2 separate regions of the Homo sapiens genome follow, and region 2 is linked to region 1. A link is an interaction called in ENCODE POLR2A ChIA-PET data of the cell type or tissue named here. Cell type or tissue: Caco-2. All regions are shown on one strand. Links, peaks and the distances in the headings refer to the core of each region. The heading gives the core; the rest is flanking DNA.

Region 1 (5,373 bases), core at 181-5,180:
GGCAGGAGAATCGCTTGAATCTGGGAGGCAGAGGTTGCAGTGAGCCAAGATCGCACCATTGCACTCCAGCCTGGGTGATAGAATGAGACTCTGTCTCAAAAAAAAAAAAAAAAAAAAAAAAAGATTTGATGGAGCTGTCTCCAAAATTAAGAAGAGGATGAAAGGAGCTGACCCAGACACTCAAGCAGGGCTAATTATTCCCCTTTTACAGATGTGGAAGACTGAGGCCTGTTGAAAGTGCAGAGCTCAGCCCTGGCACCCTCTGTTCCCAAGAGCTCCATGCAGGTGCCACAGGATGGAGAAGACCTTGCTGGCCAACCTTGGTACCACGGCCTCCTGTCCCGCCAGGTACCACCCACAGCAGGACCTCAGCACCATCTGGTGGGGAGCCTCTCCCACCCTTGCTGAGGATTCCTGGGTCCCTGGATGAGGGACTTAGTGCCAAGGTCTATTGGGACAGGTGGCAGAGGGCTGGGGACTGTCTTGAAGGTTGGCTGGCTGGGGACTGTCACTATATTTAAATTATCACTTTCTTTGGGATGATGAGATTGGTGATGGAGCTTAAGGAGAGTCCTAATGCCCCCAAACTACTCTTGGCTCTGGCCGTCTCTCCCTCTGAACTCCATCTACCTCCTGGTATTTCCCTCTAAATGTGAGGCTCCCAAGCCAGGCATGGTGGCTCACGCCTGTAATCCCAACAGTTTGAAAGGCCGAGGTGGGCGGATCACTTGAAGTCAGGAGTTCAAGACCAGCCTGGCCAACATTGTGAAACCCCATCTCTAATAAAAATACAAAAATTAGCCAGACATGGTGGTATGCGCCTGTAGTCTCAGCTACTTGGGAGGCTGAGGCAGGAGAATCTCTTGAACCCAGGAGGCAGAGGTTGTAGTGAGCCACAATTGTGCCACTGCACTCCAGACTGGGTAACAGAGCGAGACTCTGTCAAAAACATAAATAAATAAACAAACAAATAAATCTGAGGCTCCCACCTCCATCTGAAACTCAGTTGTCACCCCCAAAAATTCTGGGACCCTGAGCATCTCATGAAATCATGAGAGGCAGTAGAACTTAATAGTTAAAATCCCATAATTGAGACCCAGACACCCTAGGTTCAAATCCAAACCCTACAATTTATATTGTATGTGACCTTGGGCAGGACATTTGACCTCTCTGGGCCTCAGTCTCCCGATCTTTAACATAGGGATAGCAGGCCAGGCATGTTGGCTCATGCCTGTAATCCCAGCACTTTGGGAGGCTGAGGCAGGAGGATCACTTGAGGTCAGGAGTTCCAAACCAGTCTGGGCAACATAGCAGAACTCTGTCTCTACACAAAAAAAAAAAAAAAAGCGAAAATTATCCAGGCATGGGTGGCATGTACCTGTTGTCCCAACTACTCAGGAGGCTGAGATGGGAGGATTGCTTAAGCCCAGGAGGTCAAGGCTGTGAGTGAGCCATGAGTGCTCCACTGCACTCAGCCTGGGCAATCGAGAGAGACCTTGACTCAAAAAAAAAAAAAAAAAAAAAAGGCCGGAAGAAAAAAATGGGCCGGGCATGGTGACTCATGCCTGTAATCCTAGCACTTTGGGAGGCCGAGGTGGGTAGATCACCTGAAGTCAGGAGTTCGAGACCAGCCTGACCTATATGATGAAACCCCCTCTCTACTAAAAATACAAAAAAGTAGCCAGGCATGGTGGCATGCACCTGTAATCCCAGCTACTCGGGAGGCTGAGACAGCAGAATCGCTTGAACCCAGGAGGCAGAGGTTGCAGTGAGCCGAGATTGTGCCATTGCACTCCAGCCTGAGCAACAAGAGTGAAACTCCGTCCCAAAGAACAACAACAAAAAAAGGTATAATAATACCTACCACCCTTGTTACAGGAATTACAAGAGTTAACACCCTTTACATTTAAAGCAGTGCTTGACATATAGTAAGGGCTACACACGTGTGTCTGCTACATCTATTATTTAGTCCCCAGACCCCATGTTCAGCTCTACTTTGCCTCTCTCTGGGGTCCTGGCCCTTCTACCTGCCTCCCCAAGCCTTTTTTTTGTTTTTTTTTTTGTTTTTTTTTTGTTTTTGAGACATGATCTCACTCTGTCACCCATGCTGGAGTGCAATGGCTCCATCTCGGCTCACTGCAACCTCTGCCTCCTGGGTTCAAGCGATTCTCCCACCTCAGCCTCCTGAGTAGCTGGAATGACAGGTGCACACCACCACGCTCAGCTAATTTTTATATTTTTTGGTAGAGACAGGGTTTTGCCATGTTGCCCAGGCTGGTCTCAAACTCCTGATCTCAAGTGATCTGCCTACCTCAGCCTCCCAAAGTGCTGGGATTACAGGTGTGAGCCACTGTGCCCCACCCTTCCTACCCTATTTTGACACCAGCCACCACAGCTGGCATAAGACTGCTTGCAAATGTTTATAAAAGAGGGGGCCCCAATCTGGAAGCATCCAGCTAATGGCTTCTCTTGAAGCCACATTTGCATAACAAGCACAGTGCATTTACCAAATTAGATGTTGCATTGGTCAGCATCAGCTAGTGGCTGTAACAAACATTCCCAAGATATCACCAGCTAAACACAGTCAACATGTTAATGTCATAGTCCAAGGTGGTTGAGAAGCAGAGATGCAAAGCTCCATAAATCAGTTGGGAGCCAAGTGCATCTTGTAGCTCTGTCATCCCTCTGGGCTTTGGGGGATATCAGCTGACAGACAGGGGACACAACCTATAAGATTGTGCAGCAGGGTTTTATGCGCCAGGTCTGGATATTTCCCATAGCCCTTCTACCCCACATCCCATTGGCCAGTTCTCATCACATGACAACCCTAGCCGCAAGGGAACCTGGGAAATGTAGTCTACGTAGGTGCCAGGAGAAAGGGGGACAGAACTTGGTGTGAAAGTTCCCCGTCTTTGCCTGCCACAGAAGTTTCACTGGGGTAGCTTTTCTTGGGTGGTGGGGGCAATGGTGGGGGGAGCTACCATTAACCACTGCCCTGGACTCATTCCTAATTCCCCTGCCCCCTGAACTTCATCCACAGAAGGCTGAAGCTCTTCTTCAGCAAAATGGCGACTTCCTGGTTCGCGCCTCTGGGTCCCGTGGGGGCAACCCCGTGATCTCCTGCCGCTGGCGGGGCTCAGCCCTCCATTTTGAGGTGTTCCGTGTGGCCCTGCGTCCCCGGCCAGGCCGACCCACAGCCCTCTTTCAACTGGAGGATGAGCAATTCCCCAGCATACCGGCTCTGGTTCACAGTTATATGACAGGCAGGCGCCCACTGTCCCAGGCCACAGGGGCTGTGGTCTCCAGGCCTGTGACTTGGCAGGGGCCTCTGCGACGCAGCTTTAGCGAGGACACCCTGATGGATGGCCCAGCTCGGATAGAGCCTCTCAGGTACTCACAGTCTCCCTGCCTCCTTGAGAACACCCAACACTCGCAGGGTTTTCCAACTCAATGGTTGACTTTTTTTTTTTTTGACTGAGTCTCACTCTGTTGCCCAGGCTGGAGTGCAGTGGCATGATTTCAGCTCACTGCAACCTCCACCTCTCAGGTTCAAGCGATTCTCCTGCCTCAGCCTCCAGAGTAGCTGGGATTACAGGAGTGCACCACCACGCCCAGCTAATTTTTTTACTTTTTTATTTTTTATTTTTCTCTGGAGTCGAAGTCTCACTCTGTTGCCCAGGCTGGAGTGCAATGGCACGATCTCAGCCCACTGCAACCTCCGCCTCCCGGGTTCAAGCAATTCTCCTGTCTCAGCTTCCCGAGTAGCTGGGATTACAGGCGTGCACCACCATGCCTGGCTAATTTTTTGTATTTTTAGTAGAGACGGGGTTTCACCATGTTGGCCAGGCTGGTCTCAAACTCCTGACCTCAAGTGATCCACCCGCCTCGGCCTCCCAAAGTGCTGGGATTACAGGCATGAGCCACCACGCCTGGCTAATTTTTTGTATTTTTAGTAGAGACAGGGTTTCACCATGTTGGCCTGGCTGGTCTTGAACTTTTGACCTCACGTGACCGCCCGCCTCAGCCTCCCATAGTGCTGGGATTACAGGTGTGAGCCACCGCACCCGGCCTTGGTTGACTTTTGAGGCCCGAACATTCTTAGTTGTGGGGGAGGAGGTGGAGATGTCCTGTGCATCATAGGGTGCTGAGCAGCATTCCTGAGCTCCATCCAACTAGATGCTACTAGTTGTGACAACTAAAGATGTCTCCACACGTTGCTAAGAGTCCCCTGGACGTAGGTCACCTTGATTGGTTGAGACTCACTGGTACAGAGTAACTGGACACAGGGTTTTGCAGATATTGGTGGGGGACACTGCTTAGGTGGGGACTACAGGTTTCTCCCACTTCTGTCCCCCAGGGCAAGGAAGTGGAGCAACAGTCAGCCTGCAGATTTGGCACATATGGGGCGGTCAAGAGAAGACCCCGCTGGGATGGGTAAGTGTCTGCTAGAATGGCCTGTGGCTCAGGGATTGGCTCTGCCACTCACCACCTAAGAGATCTTGGTCAGGTGCAGGCACCTCTTCGAGCCTCAATTTCTTGCTTTAGAAAATGATGACAATCACGATGACTTAAAACATGCAGGGACTTTGTGGGTGCTTAAAATGTGTGTTTACAAGGCTGAGCGCGGTGGCTCATGCCTGTAATCCCAGCACTTTGGGAGGCCGAGGCCGGTGGATCACTTGAGGTCAGGAATTCGAGACCAGCCTTGCCAACATGGTGAAACCCCATCTCCACTAAAAACACAAAATTAGCCGAGCGTGGTGGCACGCACCTGTAATCCCAGCTACTCTGGAGGCTGCGGCAGGAGAATCGCTTGAACCTGGGAGGTGGAGGTTGCAGTGAGCCGAGATGGCGCTACCGCACTCCAGACTGGGTGACAGAACAAAACTCCATCTCAAAAAAAAAAAAAAGTGTTTACAATTATTCCAAGGAGCTGTACCTGTTCTGACCACAGCTTACCTTGCTAACAACTTCTGCTACGTACCCTCCTCATGCTGGTCACACAGCCCTCCTTGCAGTTGTTCGAACCCTCAGGCTTTTATTCCCGCCTCGGGGCCTTTGCATTTTACATTTCCACCAGTGACGGGAACATTCTCATTCCCCTAATTTTTTCCTGAGTGGCTCCTCTCCATCCAGGGTAAGTTCCTCAAAGCAGTTGAGTCTGACGGTCTTACCTAAAGGAGGACTCACCTGAATGCCCCCTCATGCCCCTTTTTTCCCATCCTTCTCCCAACCCCATTCAACATGAGCCGTCCCTGCATCCCAGGCCCTGCACGGAGTGCTAGGATACATCAACAAACCAGAAAGAGACAAAGATCCCTGCCCGATGGGAGCCAACAGTCCACGAGAGGACAACAAACCATGAACCACAAA
Region 2 (5,373 bases), core at 138-5,137, 560 kb after region 1:
GCAGATCACCTGAGGTCGGGAGTTCGAGACCAGCCTGACCAATATGGAGAAACCCTGTCTCTACTAAAAATACAAAATTAGCCGGGTGTGGTGGCGCATACCTGTAATCCCAGCTACTCGGGAGGCTGAGGTAGGAGAATCGCTTGAACCCGGGAGGTGGAGGTTGCGTTGAGCCGAGATCAAGCCATTGCACTCCAGCCTGGGCAACAAGAGTGAAACTCCGTCTGAAAAAAAAAAAAAGTCTGGTAGTGGTAGTTTCCCTTTATAATTCTGCTTCAGAATTTTCCCAGATATTCTTGCATGCTTTTTTCTTCATATAAATGAATCCGCTTATGTTTCAGAATATTTTTATCTGTTGTTCTGACGTTTTAATTTTAATTTGTTTTTGTTTTAGACGGAGTCTCGCTCTGTCACCCAGGCTGGAGTGTAATGGCACAATCTTGGCTCACTACAACCTCTGCCTTCTGGATTCAAGTGATTCTGCCACTTCAGCCTCCCAAATATCTGGGATTACAGGCACCCGCCATCATGCCCGACTAATTTTTGTATTTTTTTAGAGAGGGGCTTTCACCATGTTGGCCAGGCTGGTTCTGAACTCCTGACCTCAGGTGATCTGCCCGCTTTGGCCTCCCAAAGTGCTGGGATTACAGGCGTGAGCCACCGCACCCTGCCCATTTGTTTTGTTTTTTGAGGCGGGGTCTCATTCTGTCACCCAGGCTGGCATGGGGTGGCGCTATCACGGCTCACTGCAGCCTCACCCTCCCAGGCTCAAGCAATCCTCCCACGATGGCTTCCAGAGTAGCTGGGGCCACAAGCACATGCCATCAGGCTCAGCTAATTTTGTTTGTTTGTTTTTTAATTTTTGTAAAGATGAGGTCTCGATATGTTGCCCAGGCTGGTGTTGAACTTCTGGGCTCAAGCGATCCTCCCACCTTGGCCTCCCAAAGTGCTGGGATTACAGGAGTGAGCCACTGCACCTGGCCTTAATTTTTTTTAAACGTCTCCTTGTTGATACTTGTGAGTTCCTGGAGAATTCTCAGTGATTTTTTCTTTTTTCTTTCTTTCTCTTTTTTTTCACATGGAGTTTCGCTCTTGTTGCCCAGGCTGGAGTGCAGTCGTGCGGTCTCGGCTCACTGCATCCTCCGCCTCCCAGGTTCAGGTGACTCTCTTGCCTCAGCCTCCCAAGTAGCTGGGATTACAGGTGTCTGCCACCATGCCTGGCTATTTTTGTATTTTCAGTAGAGACAGGGTTTCACCATGTTGGCCAGGCTGGTCTCAAACTCCTGACCTCAGGTGATCCACCGGCCTCGGCCTCAGATCTGTAACCAACTCTCATTATGTGTATGTTACACTTTCTGTATTGTCCCGCGGTTCTTTTCCATTTGTTCATTTCATTTCATTGTGTTTTTGTCTTTTCTTTTTTCTTCTTAATTAATTTTTTTTTTTTAAATAGAGGCAAGGTCTTGCTAAGTTTCTCAGGCTGGCCTTGAGTGCCTGGGCTCAGGCAGTCCTCCCCACTCAGCCTCCTAAAGTGCTGGGACTATAGGCATGAGCCACCGTGCCTGGCCTCTTTTTTTCTTTAAGATTTTCAGCATGGGATGTTTCTATTGACCTAGCTTCAGGCTCACTCAAGATTTCCTTGGCTGTATTCAGTCCACTGCCGAGCCCATTGGAAGCATGCTTTTTTTATGTCAGTGTTTTTGATGACCAACATTTCCTTTTGATTTCTTAGAGTTTCCATCTCTGCTTACAAGAACCCACCTGTTGTAAGTTCTGTCTGCTTTTTCCATTAGAGCTCTTAGCATATTATTATTTAAAATTGATATCAGCCAGGCGTGGTGGCTCATGCCTGTAATCCTAGCACTTTGGGAGGCTGAAGCGGGCGGATCACTTGAGGCCAGGAGTTCGAGACCAGCCTGGACAACATGATGATACCCTGTCTCTACTAAAAATGCAAAAAAAATTAGCCGGATCTGGTGGCGCATGCCTGTAATCCCAGCTACTCCCTGCTGGGTGAGTGCAAGGTTCCTGGGAATCCCCAGTACCTGACACTCACAACATACCCTGTTGGGAGGTGGAATTCAGGGACAGTTCAGGCTTGGATCTTGCTCTCAAGGGGTTCCCCAATGTTCTGGATGGGTGGAGAGAGGGCTCAGTGCTGGAGAGCCTCAAGAAGTGGGGAGGGCTTTCTGGAAGAGGGGACATGAATGCGGGGATTCACAGGATGTATATGAGTTCACTAGATAGAGACTGTCTGGAAAGGTGAGCTGAGCATGCTCAGGACTGGGCCATTGAAAAATCCCACTAAGCGTAGACTTAAGTGGGAGCTCTTGTCAGCTCCCTGTCCTGAGGACTCTTCCTTGGGATCCCATAGAAGGTGGGCTGGTGGCTTCCTGCCCGCAAAACACTCCGGGGAGAGGCCGCGTGCCCTTTACCCTGCCATGATGGCACCAATGCTGGCGATGACCCACTCTTCTGAGTTGAGACCCATGATTCCCACGCTGTGGAAGCGCTCCAGGCCCAGCTAGGGGAGGGAGGTCCTCGTGAGGCACTAGGAGGCTCAGCCATCCCCGCCCCACCTGCCCGGGAGCCTCAGGCTGAGAACCTTTGGCTCCCTTTTCTCTGTCGCCTGTTTCTTCTTTTTCTTTCTTCTTCTTCTTTTTTTTTTTTTTTTTTTTTTTCTGAAACAAGGTCTTGCTCTGTTGCCCAGGCTGGAATGCAATAGCGCAATCATGGCTCACTGCAGTCTCAACCTCCCCCAGCCCCAGCAATCCTCCCGCCTCAGTCCCCCAAGTAGCTGGGACTACAGGTGTACACCACCACCCCTGGCTAATTTTTTAATTTTTAATTTTTTTGTAGAGATGGGATCTCACTATGTCACCCAGGCTGGTCTTGTACTCCTGGGTTCAAGCGATCCACTCGCCTTGGCCTCCCAAAGCACTGGGATTACAGACACCTCTCTTGTCCTGTTTCTTCTGTTGTTTTCTCTGATAAAATAACCCATCCCCCTCATGACAAGCAACCACACTTTCATCTAGAACTGGGGCTCTCAGCCAGGGGGTGACTCTGTTCCTCAGGGGACATTTGGAAATACTTGGAGACATTTGGGGTTGTCATAGCTCGGGGAATGAAACGCCACTGGCATTGATGGAAACTAGATACTCACAGGACATTCTCCACCACAAAGAATGATTCGGCCCCTAAGGACAACGGCCCTGAGATTGAGAAATCCCGGAAAAAAAAAAAAAAATACAAACAAAATACCTTCCTGACATTTTTAAGCATGCATACTTTACAGAGCCAGGGCAATACTACATGTACGTTATCAAGACCTGCCTTTGTTCACAAAACCATTCATCTTGACTGTTTTCCCCAGTCTTTAAATATTTCTCTGCAATATCAAATCTAACATAATATCATCTAGTATAGAGATGACATGATTTAATCATCCCCCGTATTGGCTGATACTTATGTAGGCTCTGGCTGCTGGGTTTTTTTGTTGTTGTTTTCACTTTTTTTTTTTTTTTTTAATGAGACAGGGTTTTGGCTGGACACAGTGGCTCACGCCTGTAATCCCAGCACTTTGGGAAGCCAAGGCGGGCGCATCATGAGGTCAGGAGATCAAGACCATCCTGGCTAACACGGTGAAACCCCATCTCTATGAAAAATACAAAAAATTAGCCGGGCGTGGTGGCAGGTGTCTGTAGTCCCAGCTACTCGGGAGGCTGAAGCAGGAGAATGGCGTGAACCCGGGAGGCGGAGCTTGCAGTGAGCCGAGACCGCGCACCACTGCACTCCAGCCTGGGTGACAGAGCGTGACTCCATCTCAAAAAAAAAAAAGAGAGACAAGGTCTTGCTCTGTCACCCAAGGCTGGAGTGCAATGGTGCGTTCATGGCTCATGGCAGCCTCGACCTCCTTGGCTTAAGCAATCCTCCTGCCTCAGGCTTCTGAGTAGTTGGGACTACACATGCACCACCACGCCCGGCTAATTTTCATATTTTTTAGAGATGGCGGTCTCACTATGTTGTCCAGGCTGGTATAAGCCACCATGCCCAGCCTGGTTTCACTTTTATTAGATAAAATGTTGGGGCGAACGCCCTGGTAGCTCAAGCTTTGCCTATGCACTGTGATTATCTGTGCCGACATATGGATCGACTTGACAATTTAAGATGGTGTAACTCTCTTGGTTCCATTCACTCAGGTGAGTCCATCGGATCCAGGTGGAGCCCCTCCCCACCACTCCAGACTCTTGGATACAACTGCCCACCCCTCATTTCCTCGTCTAACACGCATCTCAAACCCAAACAGCCCAGCTAGGGGAGGGATGTTACCCACAGCCCTCATCCCTAAATCTCCTCCCTCCACTCCAACCTACCATAATCTCAGACAACAGCAGCTCCATCCTTCAAGTGGCACTGACCAGAAAACTTTGGTCATTCTCAGCGGGTTTTGCTGAGACACCAACAAATTCTGTGGGCTCTGCTTTCAGAATCCGAACGCTTCTCACCCTCTCTCCTGCTACATCTTGGTCCAAACTATCATCATCTCAATCTCAGCTGGTCTCTTTCCCCTCAGTCTGTCCTCCCCACAGTAGCCAGAGAGCGCCGTGAGCACCTGAGTCAGGGCATATCCCTCCTCTGCCTCCATGGCTCCCACTCCCCCTCCCCTCGGGTAAAAGCCAAGTCCCCCACAAGGCCCACCAGGCACTTCTCAACCTTCCCCACCCCCTCCCTCCCTCACTCTGCTCCAGCCACAGGGGCCTCCTCCTCACTGCTCCTTCAACACAGCAGGCACTGTCCTGCCTCAGGGCCTTTGCACAAACTCCCCTTGACCTGGAACACCATCCCATAGATCTTTTCTCTTCATTGAAGTCTTTGTTGAAATATCACTTTCTCTCAGTGAGGCTCTCCTTAGCCACCTTTTTCTTTCTTTCTTTCTTTTTTTTTTGAGACAGAGTCTCACTCTGTTGCCCAGGCTGGAGTGCAGTGGCGTGATCTCGGCTCACTGCAACCTCTGGCTCCCGGGTTCAAGTGATTCTTCTGCCTCAGCCTCCCAAGTAGCTGGGATTACAGGCATGCACTACCATACCCAGCTAATTTTTGTATTTTTAGTAGAGACGGGGTTTCACCATATTGGTGAGGCTGGTCTCGAACTCCTGACCTCAAGTGATCTGCCCTCCTCTGCCTCCCAAAGTGCTGGGATTACAGGTGTGAGGCACTGCACCTGGCTAGCCGCCATACTTTTAAATTCTGCCCCCACCTCAACAGTTTACTCCTTTACGTGCTTTGGATTCCTCTGAATCACTGAACACTGTCTTACCTATTGCATAATTTACTTGTTTATTACATTGACAGAACAAGTCACAGGAGGTC

The links. ChIA-PET counts read pairs that join two places held together with the same protein. Peaks named below come from ENCODE experiments on the same cell type or tissue, not always from the same donor. Only the 100,000 strongest peaks of a DNase experiment are listed, where the experiment ranks them.
Region 2: POLR2A ChIA-PET joins it to region 1 with 7 read pairs; 3 of 35 experiments call an interaction of 5 or more read pairs at or near these places.

Annotation. Positions count from the first base shown.
Region 1 is chr19:6,758,655-6,764,027 of GRCh38, reverse strand. SH2D3A (SH2 domain containing 3A) reads left to right here. Exons shown (of 10, transcript NM_005490.3): 2 at 212-348; 3 at 3,041-3,390; 4 at 4,358-4,434. The coding sequence starts at 280. Among named protein-coding and RNA genes, the nearest start is that of SH2D3A, 6.1 kb to the left of the region's middle. RefSeq lists an enhancer at 2,698-3,198. In Caco-2, for the core only: no CTCF peak of the experiment used is centred there; a DNase peak (open chromatin) is centred at 2,811.
Region 2 is chr19:6,202,180-6,207,552 of GRCh38, reverse strand. No RefSeq gene overlaps it. Among named protein-coding and RNA genes, the nearest start is that of ACSBG2, 69 kb to the right of the region's middle. RefSeq lists enhancers at 3,427-3,476, 3,497-3,546. In Caco-2, for the core only: no CTCF peak of the experiment used is centred there; no DNase peak of the experiment used is centred there.